2 separate regions of the Mus musculus genome follow, and region 2 is linked to region 1. The links are chromatin loops, found by intact Hi-C in ENCODE. Cell type or tissue: heart. All regions are shown on one strand. Links, peaks and the distances in the headings refer to the core of each region. The heading gives the core; the rest is flanking DNA.

The links. Hi-C counts contacts between places; a loop is a spot of excess contacts. Peaks named below come from ENCODE experiments on the same cell type or tissue, not always from the same donor. Only the 100,000 strongest peaks of a DNase experiment are listed, where the experiment ranks them.
Region 2: a loop joins it to region 1, with 2.1 times the contacts of the local background. A loop is called at or near these places in 2 of 42 quality-filtered maps.

Annotation. Positions count from the first base shown.
Region 1 is chr13:37,476,234-37,488,139 of GRCm38, forward strand. It overlaps Gm40914 (a long non-coding RNA gene), which reads right to left and starts at 11,068. Exons shown (of 2, transcript XR_001780899.2): 1 at 10,890-11,068; 2 at 852-1,155. In heart, for the core only: CTCF peaks have their summits at 6,606 (motif pointing right) and 7,130; DNase peaks (open chromatin) are centred at 5,498, 6,098, 6,568 and 7,048; H3K4me3 peaks cover 1,499 bases; H3K27ac peaks cover 2,539 bases.
Region 2 is chr13:37,613,647-37,625,552 of GRCm38, forward strand. Gm40915 (a long non-coding RNA gene) reads right to left here. Exons shown (of 4, transcript XR_873251.2): 3 at 9,203-9,372; 4 at 2,955-4,239. Among named protein-coding and RNA genes, the nearest start is that of Gm40915, 8.0 kb to the right of the region's middle. In heart, for the core only: CTCF peaks have their summits at 6,966 and 8,305 (motif pointing left); a DNase peak (open chromatin) is centred at 6,375; H3K27ac peaks cover 2,877 bases.

The DNA of each region.
Region 1 (11,906 bases), core at 2,218-10,217:
GGTACCAGACTGAGAATAAAAATTCAAACCGAGAACTCGGGTTCCTCGGGCACACACTATGTGCCGGTCATTCTCCCGTTGCACACGTTTAATCCCAACATTCCAGAGAGCAGGAAGGACAGTTGCCCTGCCTGATCGGCATGGGCTAGTGGCCCTAGGGAGGGCCAGGGAGACCACCAGCTGCTCCTCTGTTCATAATCTCTTTCCTCTGAGGAAGTGCTGGCTGGCTGGCCATCCTGCAGTCGGTTTCCGCCCCAGACCACATTAGGACAGGCTGTCCGAGCAGTAGCTGGAACTCACTGGAACATTTCAAAAAGATCTGTTGAGAATGAAAGCTAGGACTGAACTAAACAAGATCACCTGGTTTGTATGTTATTTTTCTTTCTCCGGAATCTGAAATTATAATTTTTTTTTTTAAAAAAGGATTCAATGTAACCCACAGGGGACTCAGGGGTTGTGGTAAGGGGGATTCCGATTGTATTTTTACGGTCTTGGTGGATTGTTGTGAATGGAGGGTTCCCAGAAGTGAGTTCAGAGGTGTGGAAATGCATTATCTTATCAGTCCAGGTGCTTATCAGCTGGATAACTGAACAGATCAAAGTACTCTATTATTAAGGTACTGAGCTGATTTTCAAACTGAGAAGGGTGCTTGCTGTCTGACTAGGCCCCACCACAAGGAGTACTTGCCCAGCTTGTACAAGGCCCTGGGAATTATCTCTAGCATTATCACACACACACACACACACACACACACACACACACACACACACACACACACAGAGAGAGAGAGAGAGAGAGAGAGAGAGGAGGATGCTACACCCATACACCAAGAAAAACCGAATTTCACAAACTCAGTTTGAAGTGGAAGTTGTTGCTGAAGTCAGAAAGGCAAACACTAGGGTATGAACTGAACGGTCCCACAACTCTGAAGAACAAGGAAAGACAGATGCTGGGAAGCCGAAGGTGGGGTCTCCAAAGGTGAAAATGATTCAGGGGACAGAGATGCTTGTCACCAAGCCTGGTGGCCTGAGTTCCATCCTCTGACTGCAGTAAAGTGGGGCCCCTGGAGTAGGCACACTCATGGAGACAGGAAATAGAATGGTGGCTGCCTGGAGCTGAGATCGGGAGATGGAGTTTGTGGGTACAGAGCCTCTTCTGGAAGTAAGAAGACAAAAAAGGTTAGGTAGCTGGATTGAATCCCCACCCCCACCCCCACCCCCACCCCCAAGCTGGTGGTGTTAACTTAGTGGTAGGGCATTTGCCTAATATGTGTTAGCTGGATCTCAGGCCAGAGGCACTGGGCTGTGGTGAGGGCGTAAGGATAGGTGTGAGGTAGGCTCCTGATGAGAATAACCTCGCGCTGTTTGCAGTGAGCTTTTGCAAACCTTTAGCAAACTCTGTGGATAGGATTCCTGCATTTTTTCTGAACGCATATCACACTTTAAAAGCCTGAGAAAGTGTTATCAACCTAAGGGGAACAAAGGTAGACAAGGCAGTCCACGAGGCTGGAGGATAGACTCATCTATAAGTACAGACAACAGTCAGTTCACTTCTGCCTATACTCGGTGCCCAAAGTTTGAGAGCAGCTCTGATTCTTGTCTCCATGGGCACTTCTGCTCCTGAGCAAGAGCAGCACCCCCTCCCTTCCTCCCTCCCGCAAGCCCTACCCACCGAGAGCAGCGCCCCTCCCTCGCTCCCTCCCGCTAGCCCCACCCACCGAGAGCAGCTCTCCTCCCTCCCTCCTGCAAGCCCCACCCCACCTCCGAGCCAGATTTTCTTTTTTAAGCCTACCCCTTCCAGAGTCCCTTCCCCTCAAGGCTATTCAGCACAATCCAGGCTTTCTTCCTGCAGTTTTGAGTGTGAGGGGTCTCGGGGTGCAGCTTTGTAGGGATTAGGTAAATCACAGGTGCGCCCTCACCTGAACCAGCCCCCAGCTTATTCATTAATCGGGAGTTTACCCGCTGTTATTCCAAGTTCTCTCTCTCCTTGGCAGACTGATGGCCTTGGACTGGTTCCCAGTTTGGGGCCCCTGCAGCCCCCCCCCCTTTCCACTCACTGCCAAAATGCCTCTCTGCAGGTTTCCCCACCTTGTGCCTGGGTTCTGTGGGCGTGGATTCTCAGCCAGATGCCCCACACAGAGTTGGCATCCCTGCTCCTTACCCACTGCCACTGCGACCCACCCTTTCACACACTCTTGGGCTGTGTGTGATCTGAGCTGCTTTCTCTACAAAGAGACCGAGATCTCCTTTCTCACTCCTGACTCTCTTACAAAGCTTCTCCTGCTTTGATCCCAAATTCTTTCTCTCTTGCCTGAGCACAGACTTCAGTGTAGCCAAGAGCTCTCGCTGAAGCCAGTTTACATCTCGGCCCATTCGATCCTTTGAATCCAGCCTTTATTTACAACAATAATAATAATAATTGGGTGTGGGGGGTGTGGCTCTGAGACGGGCACCTGCTGAGCACACATGAGAACTCCGGTTCCATCTCCGCAGGTACTAACAGATAGAAGGGAGAAGAGAAGAAAGGAAAACAAAGTGTACTGACTTCTTTGAGACTGACATACTGAGATCTGCATTGTCTGCACTGTCAGAGACCGTTCCCAACTTCACCCAGGAAAAGAGGCTTAGATCTATAGGATTATTAACTTCCCAACAAGCCTACAGAAACAGAAAGACAGGTACCCACCCAGCCAAAAACAAAAAAACAAAAAAACAAAAAACAACAAACATTTAAAAATGGGGCTTTCAGAATGACTCAACATTCAAGAGCATCCAAGTTCAGTCCCCGAGGACCCAAGTCCAGCTTCCAGCACCCACACCAAGTGGTCATAGTCCGTAACTCCAGCTCCAGGGTATCTGATGCCTCTGCCCTTCAAGGGCTCTCCTACATGCAGGTGCACGTATTGATGGGAAGGCTTACATCTTTTTTATCTTTGCATGTAATTACAAACAATAAATCTTTATAAAATAATTTTTAAAATAAAGTGATGTGTCAGGTTGTGGGTGTGGCTCAGATGGAGAGTATTTCTGAAGCACAAATAAGACCATGGAGTCCACCCCCAGCTCTGCCAAAAGGAAAAAAGGAGGAGGTAGGAAGGGCTGAGACGTGGAGAGTTAGCTTTAGCATGAGTGAATAAGGAAGGCACCGCGTTCTGCTCTTTATAGGCATATTTGCACACTCCCCACAGAACACACAGTTCAAGTGCAAGCTCAATAGAAGAGTGCTCGTCTAGAGTGAGAGACCCTAGATGGCATTCCCGGATACAAAAAAAAACAAGCACCCATCAGTGACTTAGGGGTATGGCTCAGGAACAGAGGGATTGTCAAAGGTGTTGCTCTTGATGCTGTGAACAAAACCTGAGGGAATTATCTTAAGGGAGGAAAAATCTACTGGGTCTCGCAGTTTGAAAGAAACAGTCGCCCTCTGAAAGAAACAGTCTATTGTGGTCAGGAAGCCAACTAAGTGCTTCTTGGTGAAGGGGACGCATAGAGGATGCTCACAACTGGGCATCTTGAAGAGGACTGAGGACAGAGGAGGAACGGACCACAACTTTCTCACCCAACTTTATCAAGCACTACCTCCTAAAGGTTTCAGAGTCTCCCAAAGCCCTGCCACCACCCAGGCACCAAATGTTCTGACACATGAGAACCATTTTGCACCCAGTGAGTGATATCCTGAGGGGTTGTTGTTGTTGTTTTGACTTTTGGATACAGGGTTTCTCTGTGTAGCCCTGACTGTCCTGGAACTTGCTCTGTAGACCAGGCTGGCCTCCAACTGCCTGGCTCTGCCTCTGAGTGCTGGGGCTAAAGGTGTGTGCCACCACTGCCCAGCCAGAGACCCCGAGTTTTATCATCAACATGCAACAATATTATCAATTTCATGCCCACCCTGTAGTGTGGAAATACAAAGAAATGGGGTTTAGAACTGGACACAAGGAAGTCAGCCCGGGCTTCGCAGTAAGACTGTGCTCAACACAAACAAATGGCGGCACGTGAGGTTTGTCATGCTCTCCATTGTGCCCGGCATCCCTGGAGGCACATGCACTCTGCCAAAGCAGAGTGCTCCCATGAGGTGCCATTGTCCCCAGGACACGTAGTGTTTTCATTGTGTTGGCTTCTTCTAGCCATGGTTAGAACAACGAAACAAGAATCATACTATTTCAGAGGTTCAAAGATACCTCCAGGGCTGGAGGGGAGAGAGAACTAGCCTAGGTCCTCCCTGGATTCCATCCCAGTGCTGCAGGCAAAAAAATTATAATTAAATAAAAGAGCGTCTTGGTGTCTTCTGCTTTTACTCATTTGCCTTAAAAGTAGTATACAAGCCCAGGGCCTGCCAGCAACTTTTGATTTTACCCGAAACAAAATGAAAAAAACAGATGCTGTCTCACCCCGCAAAGAAAAAAACCCAGAGAGCAAATGAGTATCACTGGGCGCACACACAGTTTTTGGAGACATACTTGCATCTTCAGGGTTGAAATTCACATTGTGTAAAATACTATGGGAGACAAAGGGGATCCTGGCTGAATAAGATGGAAAACCACTTCCTAGAACAACAATATTCCAGCCATGTTCCAACTGGGGCTTGGGAGCAGGGGGTGATCCTAAACAATCCAAGTCTCCACGTGGAAATAATATTTATTATTTCTCTCCCCTCCACACCCTGGAGTAAGACAACACTAAGAGCTGGCTTTCCTCTTGACTTACCAACCCCTGAAGCTGAGAAACAAGACTCTGTGGGCCTGTTAGGTTTATGCAATTGCACACCGGGCTCTTAGGTGCTTCCAACGCTACTAACAATCTAGAGACAAATGAGCGCCTTTAGGCCACCAGAAACCAGAATTCCAGGTGAGTTCTATAAAGAAAAAGAGGTAGGGAAAAGAGCAGAAGAAAGAAAGAAGGAAAAAAAGGAGAAAGGAAGGAAGAGAGATGGGGGAACAACAAAGGAGGAGGAGGAAGAGGAGGAGGACAAGGAGGAGGACTTTTTGTTTTTAAGTTTAGCTTTTTTTGAGTGTTTTTCGTTTGTTTGTTAGGGTTTTTGTTTTGTTTTGAGAGAGGAGCTTATTGTTTACTCATTATGTAGCTAAGGCAACCTTTGAACTCACAGACATCCACCTGCCTCTGCCTTCCTCCTAGTGCTAGGATTAAAGGCCTGCATCACCATACTGGACCCTTAATGGACTTCTCTCAGACTTGTTCAGCATTATGAGAAAAAGGAGGAGGGGGAGATGATTCTGGGAGATTGAGCAGCCAAAGGATAAAACTGTACTCATTTCTCAACAGCAAGCCTTTGCAACCTAAGCTCCCGAGTAAAAATTTTTTAAAAAGGCAGGCTTCTTTTCCCTTCCCACAAGGGAAAACCAGAAGGGGTGGACCACTAGCCCTCTTGTGAAAAAGATGCTCCATCAGTTCATTCAAATTCCAGCCCAGCAGGTCCACTTCCTGCCTCTCCCATCCTTTGTCCATCCTGCAGAGGAGCGCTGTAGTTTGCTAGCCCCACACAGAACTCCCTAGGGCCATTCCCTCGCTCCTTGGTGACCCTCATCCCTCCGTGGCCACCAACCCTCAACCCCCCCCCCAAAAAAACTAAGAAAGTCCACCCTGCACTCCATCTCAAAATGGCGTTCCCTCCCCCAGCTCCCCCCCCCCCCCAAGAAGCCTCATTCCTCACAACATTCTAAGCTCCAGGGCTGTAAGTTTTGCATCCTCTTTTCTTCCCAGCCAGTCGTAGTGTATATTCACACCATTCTCTCTGGGCCAGATCTCAGCTGATGGGAGCAAAACCCTGTCTGTCTGTCTGCTTTCAGCTTGTTTCCATTCCATCCAGGGCCAAGCTTCCCAACTACCAAAATAGGCAAGTGTCCCAGGTTTTCCTGCCGTACCTCTAACCTTGGTTCCTTGATTAAGTACTTGGTTCCTCTCTACACAGAACTGGACTCTGTCCAACTTGTGTCTCTAGGTCTTCAAGTGTTCACTCAGGAGATGTTTTTTTATCCACAGGTCCCTGTTTACCATTGGAGTTGGTTCTTAAGGATCCTCAGAAAGCATCAGGGGAGGGAACCCTGGTCCACAGCTCTTGCCCCACCCCACCCCGATCCAGGCAGGAAAAGGAAGCCCCTTTGTATGCACAACTTGCTGACAATTGCTGGCTCTTGCCAGAGTGGCTTTCCTCTCTCAACATAGGAAGCTGCTAAGAACTGCAACAGGGCAGAGACAGAGAGAGACAGAGAGAGAGAGAGAGAGAGAGAGAGAGAGAGAGAGAGAGAGAGAGAGACAGAGAGAGAGACAGAGAGAGAGACAGAGAGAGAGACAGAGAGAGAGAGAGACAGAGAGAGAGAGAGAGAGAGAGAGAGAGAGAAAGGAGGAGCTGTCCCTTCCGAAGACAGCAGGGTTGCAGAGGCCGCACAAATGCTACTGTGAGTTATTTCGGGACCAGCAATGAAACACCGAGCCAGTCTTTGCTCTCTGAGCCAGCCACACCAGCGCGGTTCGACTTTTGACATCTTTTCCCTGTGACGAGAAACGGCTGGCTCTTTCAGCAGTTATAGGGGAAAGGGCCTGCTAACCAAAGGGAAGGAAACCCACACCACAGACCCTACAGGAAGGAAGGCCTGCGCCTGGAAACTCACAGGCAGGAGCCATTAGAGGGCAGCAAGTGTCTGGGAACCCAGGCAGCAAGAATCTCTCTCTCTCTCTCTCTCTCTCTCTCTCTCTCTCTCTCTCTCTCTCTCTCTCTCTCTCTCTCTCTCTCTCTCTCCCTCCTCCTTTCAATTACAGGGTGTCTCTAAAGGCAAAGCACCAGGCTCCAGCGTCAGCAGAAATACGAGTTGGAAAGACCCAGACCCAGGCTGTTGGAAGGGAAGGCACCCTCCAATCCCCAAAGCAGGCCCCTCTTGGCAAGGTCGAGCAGTGGCTGTGCAGGTCTCACCCTTACTGCCCCGGAACCCCCCTGGGTCGAGGACCCTGGCAGAACCAGCGCTGCTGTGCAGAGAGAGAGAGGGTGGGGAACTTGGGCACCCAGCCTTTTGTGTCACTTTGCTCCTTGGCCTCCTGCAACTCTAGGACAAAGGAGCGCCTGGGAGCTGCCAGCAGCCTGGGGGCACCACTGGGTTTGACAAGGAAGGACGAAACCTGATCCCTGCCAACGGGACAAGTCCTTGTGCTGTTCTGTGAGGTGACCCAGTTCTGAGACCAGACCGCTAGGCTCTGATCACACTGCATCTCTCACACACCCTGCTCGCACCCCTCGGCCTCCGAGGTAAGACCGTCGCATCCTTCCTTCCACCCGGACAAGTGAGAGCTGCCACTGGGGCGTCCCCTGCGGCAGCAGCTGCACACTCTAAGGTGTTGTGTTTTATTAAAAAATAAATAAATAAATAAATAAGAGCCAAAGATATGTTTGATAGAGCCAGGTATGGTGAGATGGGAGGGGTGCCTCAGCTAGCCCATGCTGAGGCATCCCCTAACCCCTGAGGTACCAGCCATAGGATAGTATGGAATAGAGTTTATTTAGGGCAGGGAAGGGGATTTGGGAAAGGAGTAGAGGGGGCGGGGGAAGAGGGAAGAGAGTTGAGGAAAGGCTGGCCAGGAACATGTGGAAAGAGGGGGAAGGGGGAAGGGGTCAGGAAGAGAAGGCGCAGAGCAAGCAGCCCCTTTTATATAAGTAAGCCAAGCCTACCTGGCTGTTGCCAGGTAACTGTGGGGCAGAGCCTAGAAGGAATACTAACATTCCTCCGTTTTGATTTAATTTTTTACAAAGGAAAAACTAGAAAGAGGTGATGGTAAAGCAGGAATCGGGTCGCCGTAATTTTTAGGGGCTTCCTGCGGACTTTGGGGCAACATGTCTCTGGGAAACCTAAGAAAATGGGTGTATGGATGTTGGTCTTAGGAAAGCTGGCTGTTTCCTTGCTGTCCAGGGTCTGTGGACCCATCTGTGAGTAGGAAGGAGTAGGCCCAGCAGCAGCGGCAGTGTCTGTGAGAGTAGATTAGCACATCTGTAGGTTACTTCACTGGAACGGTCCTGGATGTAGATTTTGAGTAAACACCTGGACTTGAAACACCCAGCTCTCCTAAGACTACACTCAGGGGAAAGGGATGGCTCAGCATAGGCCTGCAGAGACATCCTTGGCGCTCTCTCTCTCTCTCTCTCTCTCTCTCTCTCTCTCTCTCTCTTTCTCTCTCTCTTTGGTTTTTCAAGACAGGGTTTCTCTGTGTAGCCCTGGCTGTCCTGGAACTCACTCTGTAGACCAGGCTGGCCTCGAACTCAGAAATCCACCTGCCTCTGCCTCTGCCTCCCAAGTGCTGGGATTAAAGGCGTGTGCCACCACGCCCGGCTTCTTTCTCTCTCTTTTTTTTTTTTTAAATAGAACACAATGTAAGGGACCCAGGGGCAGCTAGGAGTGGTTTCCTGCCTATCCTGCCAAGGAGCCTCTTTATATTTTACTAAGGCTTCTACCAGGAGAAGGCTTCTGGACTCTAATTAGAGCCCAGTCGGGGTAGGTCACTGGGAGACAGCAATTGAGGGTCTGGTGCAATCTGGTTACTCATTTCTTTCCCCAAGCCCCCAGAGGACAGCCCTGACTCACAGTCACCGGATTGGAAGACCTTCAGATGACATGTTCTAGTTCAAAGGGCCTGGGCAGATTCAAGTGTCAAGTTGAAGGTGACAGGTTACCAAATCCTAGCACTGAGCTTTCGCCTAGCCAACACGCACAGGCTGAAGCAAGATGCCCTGTTCACCTCCTTCCCAACACTCAGTCTCATGTCCACCCTGTTGAGAAGAGCTCCCTTGCCCTGGCCCTGACCTACAGCAGGTGACCTAAGTAAGGCTAGTCTCCCCATCCCGTCCACCATACCCGATGTTTCTTGGTCAGATAATTCTTAGTTATTTTGGAGTCAATGCTACTACCCCCATGGAACCTTAGGCTCTGAGGCCCTGATTCTCTGCCTTTGCTTTTCCATGGTCTGCCCTTGGGACTCTCTCCTCCTTTAGCTTCATGACGTAAATAAGAAGAGGCTATGGGAACCTCTAAACTAGATTCATAGATAGACCCATCACTCACAGTGAGAACACAGTGGCTAGGAACCTATCGGAGTGTGTGGAGGACTTTGCCAGCATTGGGAGGCGTTCTGATTTCCTGTAACAGTAGACCAGGAATTCAGACTAAATTTCCCACTGACAACCATTCAAGACCCTACAAAATATAAAAGAAACCCAGTTCTTCCAACCCGAGAAATACTGAGCCATAACGTTGGCTGCTGACCTTAGAAACAGTCACCAGATTGGAAGATATTCACGGGACAGGCTCTGGTCCAAAGTGACCAAGTGGACTGATCACCACCCTCATTGCCTAGCACACTGCTGCTGTCATTAAAAACTCAATCTGATGCTTGTAGCTTTGGATAAAAACTCCATGGAATGAATACTTACAGGATTTGTTTTATTTGTTTGTTCTGTAAACTAACTCCACCTGGCTAAAAGAAGACACTTCTTCTACATTGCCTGAAACCTCTCTCTGGCCTGTCTCCCACTGTACTACTGCTGTAAAGGCAGACACATCCTGATAGAGGCTATCACTTCAGTTGCAGCCTCCACAGTCCCTATGAACCAACCACAAAAGGGTCTCTGCACTGTTAGGTGTTTGGTCTCACTCACCATGAAGGCTTAATCTTTTTTTTTAAGATATTAATTAATTAATTAATTAATTTATTTATTTATTTATATGAGTACACTGTAGCTGTCATCAGACACACCAGAAGAGGGCATCAGATTCCATTATAGATGGTTTTGAGTCACCATGTGACTGCTGGGAATTGAACCTGTGTCCTGTGTAAGAGCAGTCAGTGCTCTTAACCACTGAGCCATCTCTCCAGCCCGAGGCTTAATCTTTATCATAGTGTTTTGGATTTATTCTTCACTTCCCTGAACTGCCTTCTTCATGTCTAAGATAGTAGTGCTGATAGCAACAAGCTCAGTGCTATTGTAAGGGTTAAGTAAGATGGTGTAGCTAAAACACAAAGTACTGTATCCTTAGCTTGCAGTAAGTGATGAGTGAATATTAGGTATGGTGGCATGCACCTATAATCTCAATGCTGTAAAAGGGGAGACAGGCAGATCCCCCGAGCTTTCTGGTCAACATTCTAAATGAATCAGTGTGCTTCCGGTTCAGTGAGAACCTGTCTCAGAAAATAAGGAAGGCTAGAGAGACGGCTCAGCTGTTAAAGGCAGGAGTTCTCTTGCAGAGGATGGGAGCCCAGCTCTCAGCACCCACGTCAAGAGGGTCACAACTGATGTAACTCCAGCTCCAAGGAGCAAAAGCTCTCTTCTGGCCTCCTCCAACCCTGCACTCAGCATGTATAAAGCCATACTCAGATATACACATAGATGCTTAATTTAAAATATGCATTTAAGAAAAAAAAAGAAGAAGAAAACAAGTAAAGGGAGAACGTGTGTAAACTTAGGGCTACCCTAGACAACATATTGAAATCATATCTCAAACAAATAAACACATGAATATAATAGGGTTTAACAAGAACTAGGGTTCAGAACATGCTATATACAAAAGAAGAAGGAAGACAGTGGCTGAAGAAGACAAAAGACCTTGATCTCTGCCTACACACACCAGCAGACACATGTACACACACATGCACATAAACACATGAAGTACTACCAACATCATCTTCAACTACAGACCAATACCTGAATTTCTTTTGAAAAATTGTACCAATTCATCTTTTTTTTTCCTAACAAGATGTACATCCTGCTCCATCTTTAGATAATTTTGCCTGTTGCCAAGTACACCTTTTCAGTAAAAGTTTAATTTCTCCTCTACAATGCTTGAGAGATTGGCACATCCTCCTGCCTTCCGCACTCACCACACCCATCGCACTTACCACGTCCAGTTCTTCCCACCTGGTTGCTCTGGACAGATGGACGCTCTTGGCTCTGCCTGGGTTGGTATGGGGCATGGCCAGCTCAACTCACTCCAAACCTTGTACTTCTTTAGCATCATTCCATCTCAAATATGTTTTGAGAAAGAGCCAGGACTCTAAATGTGGATGGTTCCTTTCATCCAACCCTTAGTTAACACAAATAAAAAAGATGTTTTTTTTTTTCACACTGCTTGGCTCTCCCCATCCTGTTCTGGACTTGGGGAACGGTCATCCCATTTCCTTGCCTTTCTGGACTTAGGGAACGGACAGCCCATTTCCTTGCCTTTCAGGATGCATTTGGAATCTGCTTCAGGCACCCTAACCATATGGTTGCTTTTCGGCATTCAGTAACTGGACTTGGGAAAGTGTGACCTTTATGACTTCAAGTTGGGGGCATATGATAAAAGTGTTAAAACGGGGCCAAGAAGTAACCTCCTCAGGTTGCTTCCATCCACTGCCCAGGGACTCTGAAGTCTCTTCTACCTCATCTTGGTCTTGGCAGTGAGTGTCCAAGAAGAAGGTAAAGCCTTTGCACAAAAGGAGACAGAGAGATCTGCACTGGACAGGGATTGGGGGTGGGCTGTGATAAGTTGAAGGTAGACCAGAAAGAAAATAATGGGCAAAACAGAGGGAGAGAATCAAGACATAATTGGGTAAGTCCAAAAGTGGGAGGAAGCTGGAGAGATGGCTCAGCAGTTAAGAGCACTGCCAGCTCTTCTAGAGGACCCAGGTTCAATTCCTAGCACATACATGAAGGCTCACAGTCATTTAAAACCAGAGTCCCAGAGGATTGGAGGGCACCAGCTACAGACAGACAAGTGGGCAAAATATTCATAAACATAATATACAATAAATACATTATATATACATATAATATTTTACACATACATATAATATTATATATATGTAGAGAGAGACAGAGACAAAGAGAGAGGAGAAAAATGTTAGAGGAAGCAGATAGGGATTTACAGAGAGTTT
Region 2 (11,906 bases), core at 2,003-10,002, 140 kb after region 1:
TAGGCACATACATTCCCACCACAAGTGCATGGCAATGGAGCCAAACAACTGTAAGCTGAAAACTGAAACTGTGAACCAAAGTAAGCTTCAGGTCAATCATGTGTCTCTTACCTCTTTCTAAGATGCTCAGTCTCAGGCATTCCATTACAGTAACAGACGACAAATTAAAGTGATGATGACAGCTGGTCTGTATCACATGTTCACTATGTGTGGGCCACAACTCTACATATTTTTGTTTTATTTCTTTATTTCTTTATTGGTAAGCATACAGAGTGGTGAGTTTCACCATGGTATCTTCTTACATACGTGCCAAAGTACTTTGTTCTGACCCTTGCCCCATATTTTGTCTTTAAATAGTGATATTCTTTCATTTAATTTCTGTGTTGTCTTATGTTAACTTGACATAAGCTAAAGTCATCTGACAAGAGGGAGATGCAACTAAGAAACTGCCTCCATAAGATAAAGCCATCAGCAAGCCTGTAGGGCATTTTATTTTCTCCTTCTCCTCCTCTTCCTCTTCCTCCTCCTCTTCCTCCTCCTCCTCCTCCTTCTTCTTCTTCTTCTTTAAATATTTTATTATTTATTACATGTAAGTACACTGTAGCTTTCTTCAGACACTCCAGAAGAGGGCATTACAGATGGTTGTGAACCACCATGTGGTTGCTGGGATTTGAACTCAGGACCTTCAGAAGAGCAGTCAGTGTTCTTAACTGCTGAGCCCTCTCTCCAGCCCAGCATTTTCTTAATTAGTGATTGATTGATGTGGGAGGGACCAGCCCATTGTGGGTGGTACCACCCTGGGCTAGTGGTCCTGGTTTCTATTACAAAGCAGGCTGAGTAAGCCATCCATTCCTGCCTCCAGGTACTTGATTTGTATTTCTGCCGTTGTTCTCCTCAGTGGACTGTGATTCAAGATGTGTAAGCCAAATAAACCTCTCCTCCCCCAAGTTGCTTATGGTCATGGTGTTTCATCACAGAGATAATAACCCTAACTAAGCAATTCTTGGGAGCGGGCACCAAAAAAAGTCAAAAGCACATCACTGCTCCCTCTACCATGCCTGGTGTATCAGTCTCAAAACTGACAGAGAGAGGTTAGGAAAGTTGTCCAAGGATGCACAGCCAGCTAATGGTGGAGCCAAGTCGACGTCAGGTAACCTGACTTAAGTCTAGCTCTTTATTTCAATGCTGTTCTTCTTGGTAATTAGTTTTTAAAAGCTTTTTACATTTAATAATGCGTGTATCTGAGTCAGGATTTGTGCAGTGAGCCCCTGAGCCCAGTTAGGCCAGAAGAGGGCATCAGATCCCCTGGAGACAGTTATGTGCAGTTATGTCCCACCTGGGTGCTGGGCACTGGTCCTTTACAAGATCAGTATATACTCTTAACTGCTAACCCATCGCTCCAGGCAGTAGTGATTATTTTAAACATGTATTTATATTTCTGTGTCTGTGTGTATATGTTATATATGAGGGTACACGTGTATGTAGAAGTCAGAGGGTGATGTGTTTGCATGAATGCAAATGCATGCATACGTGTGTGTGTGTGTGTGTGTGTGTGTGTGTGTGTGTGTTTGCTATCCATTAGATATTACTTAGAAAAAGGCTCATCTATACATTTCAAAAGCCAAAATTAGTATAGTTGGCCAAAAATACAAGTTTTTATCTCACATAAATGAAAAATAATAACACTTCATGATTTTCACAGTGATTGGGATTGGACCCCGTGTCTTAGTCACCGTTCTATTGCTGTGAAGAGACACCATGACCAAGACAACTTTTATAAAAGAAAGCATTTAACCGAGGGCTTGCTTACGGTTTCAGAGGGTTAGTTCATTATCATTAGGTGGGAATCAGAGCGGTACATGTGGCACTGAAGAAAGTAGCCAAGAGCTACATTCTGATCTGCAGGCAGAAAAGAGAGAGAGAGATTGAGAGAGAGAGAGAGAGAGAGAGAGAGAGAGAATGAATGAATGAATGAGCCTGGTGTGGGTTTTCGAAACTTCAAAGCCCATCCGTAATGACACACTTCCTCCAACAAGGCCACACCTCCTAATCCTTTTCAAGTAGGGTCATTCTGGTGACTAAACGTTCAAGTTTATGGGGACCATCCTTATTTAAACCACCACACCCCATTACCACAGAGCTACTGCCTCATGGTGCATCCTGGTTCCCGAGTGCCAGCCATCACACTCATAGTCCAGCCTGCAGCATGAAGGTAGAAGAATCCCTTTTCTTTAATACTGCTTCCCAGAAGCTGGACACGATACTTCCAATTTTAGTCCACCGGCCACGGTTTTACCCCATGGACACACCTAGTTTTGCAGAGTCTGGGAAAAGAGGCTCTGGTTCCAGAAAGGCATGCTAAAAATATAGGTTACTGGTACTAAGAAGGAGGCGAAAGTTGTGTGTCTCCGGATGCCTGTGGCAGATTCCACCGCAAGGGTAAACAGCACAAGTGTGTGTTGTCTCAGAGTGGGATGGAGCTCTGTAAAGGAGCTGGGAAAGTGGTCCTGAGCACACCGGGCCTTTGTGCAGCCTTCCTCCCTCCACTGCGCCCTTGGAGAAAAGAGGCATCGGATGCTGGGCTTGCACTCCACCAGGCGGCTGACGTCATCAGCCTGTTATTCAGAGAGGTTCCCACCTGGAGATGGCTCAGACCCAGGATTCAGATCAACTGTATGCAGAGAGCCCCAGTACAGCCCGGCACCCCTCTTCCCAGTACTGTTGGGGTGCTTCTTCAGCCTCCCTACCCTGGCCTGTGGGATCTAAAGACTGTTCCCTCCCTCTGATGCCTGGCAGCCTGTGTCTAACGTGTCTCTGATGACCTCTGGGCTCTGCACATCTGCGTCTCTGCTTCTCATCTCATAACTCAGTGTGTTAGGCCTTGGTCAACACAAAGCACCCACCCAGGTCACCCCCCCCCACACACACACACACAAGGTCATCTTCAGGCCTTGACAAGGAATCTTCAAACTCTGCATTCACCTCTTCTCTCCTTGAACCTCTGGGCTTGGGCTCCATCCCTCAATGGCGGCTGCCACCCTTAGTCCACCCAGAAGCAAACTGCCTATCCCCCACCTCCTCACCGCAACTCTATGCTGTATCTAAGCTTTCCATCCAGGCTCAAAGCAGGGCAGGTCCAAGTGATACTTTATGAAGCACCCTGCGGCCCAAGTGACAGAGAACCAGGTAGCTCGTCCCATGGCTAAATGGAATGCCAGTTTGGAGGCATGTTGTATCCACAGTGACACCAAACAGCTACCCCCCCAAAAAAAACAAAAACAAAAACAAAAACAAAACCCACTAGGGACCTGATTCTCATCAATACTGACTGCTGGAGGTCTGCTCAGCAATGGGAAGACTCGTGACAGACACTCTTGGGAGCCAGAACCGGCTGCTGAGAGAAGCAGTTGCTTGTTCCGAGGGTAAAACACACTCTAAGGCCTTCTGCAAGCTAGACACACCATGCCTTTAGAATTGGGGTCAGCATGATCCACTGTCTGCTGGGGGACTCATTTCAGTGGATTAAGGAGCATTTGGGACAAAGCTGTTGCCAGAGGACTGAGTGTACACGTGGGTGGACTGTGGGCACACACTCTCACTCTGCTGGGGCTGCCTCCACCAGGAGAGAGGAGAGCTGGCCTCTCCCTCACAGCTGTCAGTGTCTGAATCTGCTGCCTCATACAGCAGATTCCAGGCTCTGTGACTTTGGATCCTAAAACTTTCAGCACAGTCCCCCAAATTCTCAGACTTTAGGCCTCGGTTTGAGAATAACACTACCAATGTCTTTGTGCATTGGTCTGTAGGTATGTGTTGCCATCATCTGACACTCCATCTTGTAGACAGGCTGCCCTGGGGCTTCTAGCCACAGCCAGTTCCAGTCACCTGTAAGTCCCACAGTCACTGGACAGCCTCCCCTAAGCATGGGTGACCATTTCCCCCTAGCTGTATGAATAGAGTCACATCTTGTTAACCTTTCTTCTCTACAACCAGACCATGGGCAGTTAGTGCAGATTACAAGCAGCTGAAAGGGAGTGGGAGAGGGAGAGAGGACTGGACTCTGAAGTCAGAGACTCAGGTGCCCCCTCAGACTCTCCTTCTGTGGGGGAACTCAGCAGGGCCAATCTCGAGGGGTTCCTTGGGTAGTCACAGCTGCTCTGCCATGCTTCTGTCACTGCGCTTTTCCCCTGTCACTGGAATCTTCTCCAAGTCATAGAGAACACATAAAGACAGAGCTTCCCGCTGCAAAAGAAAGTAGAAAATACCAGAGCCAGGCATGTGAGGTGGGCGCTGCAAAGCCTTTGCATCTCTGGATGAGTGATGTGAAACTGGAAAATAGAAATCCCGGGTCTTCACGGAGCCGAAAGTGGCATATGGCCACTGGGATGAAATATAAGATACATTTTTTAAAAGTTACCATTATTTTCATGTAAACACACTACAATAAAGTAAAATTTTAAAATGATGCAGAATAAAATATTAAATAATAGCATAGAAGTCGTGGAAATTGAAATTGTCCAGTTGGCAGCCAAATGCTCAGTAGGTTCTAAATAAATAAAAATAATTTTCTTGGAATAGAAAAAAAAATAAGGCTCAAATGTATGTAAAATTTTAAAGTGAACAATAATATAATGAATTTTAAAATAGAGAGGGGAAAGTGAAATTCAAAAGTGAGTGAGTGGGGTGCTTGATACAGCTTAGTGGGTAGAAAGGCTTTGCAGGCAAGCCTGAGAACACGAGTTCGATTCCCGGTCCGGGTGCCCACATAGTAGAAGGTGAGAACTGGTCCCTACAGGTTGCCCTCTGTCCTTCTCACATGCACGAGTCATATACACACATGCAATGAATGAATAAATGTGATTTTAAAAGATTAAAAATGAGCAAATAAAAATAAAATGCACATGGGCCTAGGCCGATGGTTCGGACGGTAAACCGTTTCCTCCTAAGCATGAAGACCCAGATTTGATCCCCAGCACCCACATCAAATCAAAGCTGAGCATGGGGCCTGAAGAAAGGGCTCTGAGGTTAGAGAGCCTGCTGCTCTTCCAGAGGACCTGAGTTCAGTTCCCAAAACCCACGCCAGAGGCCTCACTACCGCCTGTAACTCCGGCTTCAGTGGATCCAAGGCTGCCTTCTGGCATCTGTGGACACTATGAGAGACACAAGAGAGACACTCGAAAGTAAAAAAAAGAAACCTTAAAAATAAAAATAAAACGGGTATTACTCTATGCACCTGTGATTCCAGTGCATTGCACAAGGAGAGGGGTGTAGCCTGCAGCTCACTGGCCGGCCATTCTGATCAGTAGAGTCAGGGAGACCCTGGATCCAGGGAAGAGCTTATATCTAAACACAAGGGAAGCAGCCAGGCATACTGGTTTACGCCTGTAACCCCAGCACTTGGGAAGCACCTGCAGGCAGATCTCTGAATTCTAGACCAGCCTGCTTCATACAGCAAGTTCCAAGCCAGCCAAAGCTCCATAGCAAGACCCCGTGTTAAAACACAAAAACAAATAAACACAACAACAACAAAACCTAAAACAAAAACAAAAAAATCAAGGTAAGCAACTCTTGAGGTGTAGGTGTGACAGGACACCTGGGGTTGTCCTCTGACTTTCACGTGTGCAATCACACAAATGCACAATTCAAGGGAGCTGAACTATAGATGCAGTCAGCCTAGGTACCTGCTGATGGATGAATGGATAGAGAGTGTCACACACACACAACATACACTCACTCATGCACACTCACATATACATACAACATACATTCGCTCATTCACATACTCACACAACACATACACACACAACACACACACACACGCACGTGCACACACACACACACACATACACACACACACAAATACTGCTTTTTTTAAAGACAGCTTCCTCTGTGGCCTAGGCTGGCTTCAAATGCCTCCTCCTCTTCCTCCTCCTCCTCTTCCTCCTCCTCTTCTTCCCCCTCTTCCTCTTCCTCTTCCTCCTCTTCCTCTTCCTCCTCCTCCTCTTCCTCCTCCTCCTCCTTCTTCTCCTCCTCCTCCTTCTCTTCCTCCCTGTCCCCTGATGCCAGGATTTCAGGTTAGGATCACCATGTTTGGCCTAAAACTTTAAGTTTTGTTTTGTTTTGTTTTGTTTTGTTTTGTTTTGTTTTGTTTTGTTTTGTTTTTTTCTTTCATCGGCCCTCTAGTGTGCAGCTGCCCTAGCAGGAAGAAGGGTGGCAGGAAGGGGTGGCTCTGTGACAGCCTGGCCTCCGAAAGTGGCGGCTTCTCAGTGGTTTTAAAGGTCACTTGCTGACCTGACCGTTGCTGAGACTGAGGAAACACACACAGGAAGTGTTATGCAAGTGAGCAGAGAGACTCACAGGCTCCTGCCAGGAGGTCTGAGCCGATGCTTCGTGCTTTGTGCCACCCTGTACAGGTTCCCACCTCAGGAGCCCTCCAGTACCACAGCTGTGGCCACAGCCTGGCCGGATGACAGACAGTCCTGTGTGTGTCCCCCCCCACACTGAGCTGACAGCTGAGGACTGGACAGGATGGCACCAGTCTCCACCAGCTAGGGACTTTTCAGAGCAGGTATCATGAGAGCTACTAGAGGACTTGTGACTTTTGTCCCACAGTCAAACTTCAGGATTGCACAAACCACCAGCCTGGAGTGACCTTGCCTTGTGGGGAAGCAAGAGGAGCCCAGGCTCCCACGCAGACAGTAAGTCCACAAGGGTACAGAGTACCAGCGCTCTGAGAGCTTAAAATACACCCACAGGAGGAGTGAGGCCGGCTGGCTGCTCACCTTGGATCTGCACAGCACAGAACAAAGGGAGCCCTGCCTTCGTGACAGACAAATCCAACCCCAAAGTCCCTTTTCACACACATAGCCCTCATTGGCCAATGGCTCTTTGGCCTTCCCCTCTTCTTCCTCTTCCTCCTCCTCTTCCCCCTCCTTTTCCTCCAGGCTGACAAGCAGACAGACCCAAGGTCACCCCATGTCTATACTAGCCTGACAGCCAGATGGCCTCCTTCATCACCCAGCCTTCTCTGCAGGCTACATCCCAGATAGGCTGGGAGCTGACCCAGCATCTTAGAAAATTCGAAAATTTACCCTTTCCTCTCCCTACCCCCACCCCGCCGCCAGCAAACCCAGGTCACTCCAGTTCTAATCTCCTACTCGCTTCTGCTGAGTCTGCACTGGTTTGGGACTAGATGGACCAAGCCCTGAGCTCTTTCTGCAATATTCCACATTTGACCACAGTAGGTCACCATGTGCTATAGAGGTGGCAGGGCCTAGCCTGGTTTCTATATCATTAAAAAGAGTTGCAGATGCCTTCCACTGGCTTTTGGTAACTCATCCAAAATCAGGAAACAGGAAGAAAACTGAGCTCCTGGAACTGTGGCCCCTCCCTCTCTTCCACCTGGATTATATGTTTCCTGTTCGTACATAGAAACTTCCAGAATGGTCAACATGGTGATGGGTGAGCCGGGCGTGGTGGCGCACGCCTTTAATCCCAGCACTTGGGAGGCAGAGGCAGGCGGATTTCTGAGTTCCAGGCCAGCCTGGTCTACAAAGTTAGTTCCAGGACAGCCAGGGCTATACAGAGAAACCCTGTCTCGAAAAACCAAAAAAAAACCAAAAAACAAAAAAAGATGGTGATGGGTGATGGGAACCGGTTTGACCATCAGCAAAGCTGGAGTGGTATTGGATGGGACGGTTTCAAAGTCACCAGGCTGACCTCAGAGCATCAAAGTGTGATCTTTTGACAGTGCAGGCTGATACTTTGCAGATAGTGCACGGTGGGCACGCTTTGTGAAAGTACTCTAGCCAGCATACTCCTGCTAAGTCAGCCAGGACACTACATGAGAAAGACGTAGCCCAAGGCCAGCACGCAGCTGCTGTGTGAGGACAGGAGTGACAGGGTACCATTCTGGGCATCTAAATATAATAGGCAATAAGCTTGAGTCACTCAGACTTAGACTTTATGAGCCAGCCATGCTTTGATGGCATACCAGGTCACAAACAGTTCTCTTCCTTGGGCTACACAGGCCCATCCTCTTGTTAGGTCCTCTCACACTCCCTCTTCCATCACATAAAACAGGATGATAAACCTGAACCATGATGACTAGAGATAGCAGATAGCAGCTACCTGAAGGAGACCCTGGACCAGGGCAGATATAACTATGGTGGCCTCAAGCCAAAAAATCACTCACAGAGCCAGACAGAGCCAGCTCTCCTCACTGTCACATGAAGAGAGAGAGACAGGCTCAAGACTTCTTTTTCTACTTGAAGCCTGGTTAGGCTTAGAGTTTAGCATAGCCACAGTGTCCTCTTGAGGCAGTGCACACTAGAGAAAGATTATTATCCCCTGGACAGGACAACATTCAAGGTGTAGGAATGATCAGACATTCACAGATATACACACACCACAGAGACAGAGAGATAGATACATATACACACAGACACACACACCACACTGATAGACACACATACACCACACATGCACACACAGATAGATACACACATAAAAATACACGCAGACATACACAGATAACCACACATAGAGATACAGACATTCACAGACACACACAGAGAGAGATAATCACACACACATACATAGATAGATACACAGACACTACAGAGAGACACACAGAAATCAACACATATAGAGAGATGCACACACATAGACACACAGAGATATACACACAGAGATGCACACAGAGAAATATACACACAGAAACACACACACAGAGAGAGAGAGAGAGACAGAGAGACCAGTTTCTAGCATCTACTTTCTAATTAAATGTAACAAACCACCAGCTAATTCATGCCATCAACTAACACGGACAATGTGGGTGGAGCCGCCCTGGGGTGTTAAAGCCTTGGACTTCAAGGCTCTTCGTGGTTGGCAGCCTCTCCACTCCTAGGACAGCTACAGGTCCTTAACAAAATGTCATGTCTGGGTCATCTACCCGGTCATATTGACTCACCAGTCAAACACTTCCTTTCTATTGTGTGGGACTCAGACATACTAGGGTTGAATGTAGTCCTTCAAGCATCATAGACTGGAAAGTTAACCTCCAGTTTCACACGCTCATGGTGCAGAGGTGGGGACTCCAGGAGGCTGTTAGGGCAGGTGGGAGTAGGAATCCTAGGATGGTATGTGTGGCTCTTAAGGAAGAGGAAGAGAGACCCAGACTAGCACATTTGTTAGTCTGTCTTACCATGTGCTGACTTCTGTCAGGTGACTGGAGAGATGGCTCCGTGGTTAGAAGTATTTGTGGCTCTTCTAGGGAACCCTAGCTCTGTTCCCAGTATTGATGCCAGGTGACTCAGAGTGCTTGTAACACCAGCTCTAGGGAATCTCACTCCTTTTCTTGGGTTCCAAGGGTACCTGAACACATACACATACAAATACACACTTACATAAACACATAAAAACTAGTAACAAAAAGAAAACTTTTAAAGTACTTTTATTTGTTTTAAACATTGTTACTCTTTTATTTATTTTGAAACAAAAAGTTGCAAAACACACACACACACACACACACACACACACACACACAAATTAGCCAAACCCAAAGTCTAAACAACTTAACCAACTTCTGCACAGCTAGAGTATATTTATATATTTTTAATAGTTTACTTAGCGTTATTTTATGTTCATTGGTGTGAGGGTGGAACTGAAGTTACAGACCATTGTGAGCTGCCATGTGAGTGCTGAGAATTGAACTCGGGTCCTTTGGAAAAAGAGACACTGAGCCGTCTTTCTAGCCCCATATTTTTATATTCTGAAGCTAAATAAACAAAGGTGTAAAAGGATGCCCACCCAGGGCCTGGCACGGGCTAAATATTGCAGATCTAATCTCTTACCTGCAATTCTGAATCCAGATATCCCCTGAACGCTGAAACTCTCTCTTTTTGGCTGTATTAATTGTGGTGACATTGCTGTGACAATAACTGACTGAAACTTGGTAGGGAAGATGGACTTGGGCTCAGAGTTTCAGCCCATCATGGCAGAATAGCTCACTGCAGCGAGAACACACCATGGAGTCTTTTCAGATCATAGCAGACCCCAAAGCAGACAGACCTGAGCGAGGAGCGAGAAGCGACTCCAAATGCCTGCTCCTGGATGTAAGAGAGGGCACATAAACATATCTGTGTAGGGGCTGCCTTAGGAAGAAGCATTGGAGTCGCTGTTGCCTGCAGAAGGAGAGAAGGGACTGCGATGGACGCAGAAGGAAACTGAGGCTGCCTGGCACACTTCTCATGTACAGTGGAATGCTCCCACCACATGTTAAACACATTGTAAGATTATCAAGTAAAGGGTTAATAAATGTTTAACTCCCATCACGATGGGAGGAGCTGAGCCTGGTGGCACAGGCCTTGATCCCAACACTTGAAAGGTGGAGGCAAGAGGGTTAGGAGTTCAGGGTCAGCCTCGGCTATGAGTTGAAGGCTAGCCTGGGCCAACTGACCTTGTGAAAAGAGAGGAGTGGAGGAGGGGATGGAGACAGGGAGACAAAGAGGGACAGAGAGACAGAGAGCAGAAAAAGAAAGGGAGAAAGGGAGGAAAGTGGTGAGCGACAGAAGGAAGAAAGGAAGATTCACCGTATTTGTGTCAAGAGTCCCTGAAAATTCAAATCTCTGTACCATTAACGGGAATCTAAATGGTGCAGACCCTGTGCAAAACAGTACGGAGTGTCTTCCAAAAGTTCAACAGAGAGAGATGGCTCAGCAGGGAAGAGCTGCTGCTCTTGAAGGAGACCAAAGTTCAATTCCTGGCACCTACTTAGTGGCTCGCAACTGTCTCTAACTCCAGTTCCAAGCAATCCCACCCCATCTCATGACTACTGAGAGCATGACACACATGTGGCACATAGATACGTATGCAGTCAAAACATCCACATACATAAAACATCAAAAGTGAATGAAATAAAAAAAAAGAAGCGCATAACCCATTAATTCCACTTTTGGGTATATGTCCAAAGTGATGTGTTTATAAAGAGATAAGGGAGGGGGGTATGTTCTATGGGGCTGTGGTGAGTGGTGGAGGGGAGGGAAGGAATGCCTCAGCATGGGTCCAGCCACACGATGAAGACAACTACAGTATCATACAGAATAGAGTTTATTCAGGGCATGGGAAGAGGAGTCAAGAGGAAGAGAAAGGCAGAGAGAGGGAGAGAATAGAGAAGTAGAGGAGTAGAGGCCAGCCATGATCACATGAAGAGAGGAGGGGAGAAGGGAAGGCATTAGCAAGAGAGCAAGAGAGCAAGGAGGGGGCAAGCAGCCCCTTTTATAATGAGTCAGGCACACCTGGCTGTTGCTAGGTAACTGTGGGGCAGAGCTTAGACACAATGCTCACACAAAGGAATTAAAAGCAGGGATACAAAGGGATACAACCTGTCCATGGTCAAAGAAGTAGGCAAAAGCAAATGGCTCCAGGGCAGAGGCTTTTTAGGTTTGCAGGACAGTGGGCAAGGTCGAGTGAATGGTCAGTGGATCTGAGCTGCTGTCAGTGAGGACTGGTAAGCTCTGGGAACAGATGCAGAGCCCAAGAGTCCCAGAATCCAATCCTGATGCTGGTACCAGGAGTGCTGACCAAGTGGACCATGAGCCCAGATTGTCACAAGTGCCAGCCTCCTCGATGACTCGTAAGTAGTCATAATGAGGTGTTTGAGCTAGACCCCTTGTGTCCCTCATGAGGATCCCACACAATGAATAAGAGGCAAATCTTCACCCTCGGGTTTTACCATTTGGACTTTTTTTGTTTTGTTTTGTTTTTTCCTTCACTTTTTTCCCCATTAAAGTCAAAAGAAGTGCTTTTCTTGCCTTTCTTGCTCAGCTAATTTAGACTGATTTTGTGGTTCCCACAGTTTATTTGAGGTTCCCTCCTTTCCAATAAAATGTGGCCCAAGATGATCTTCC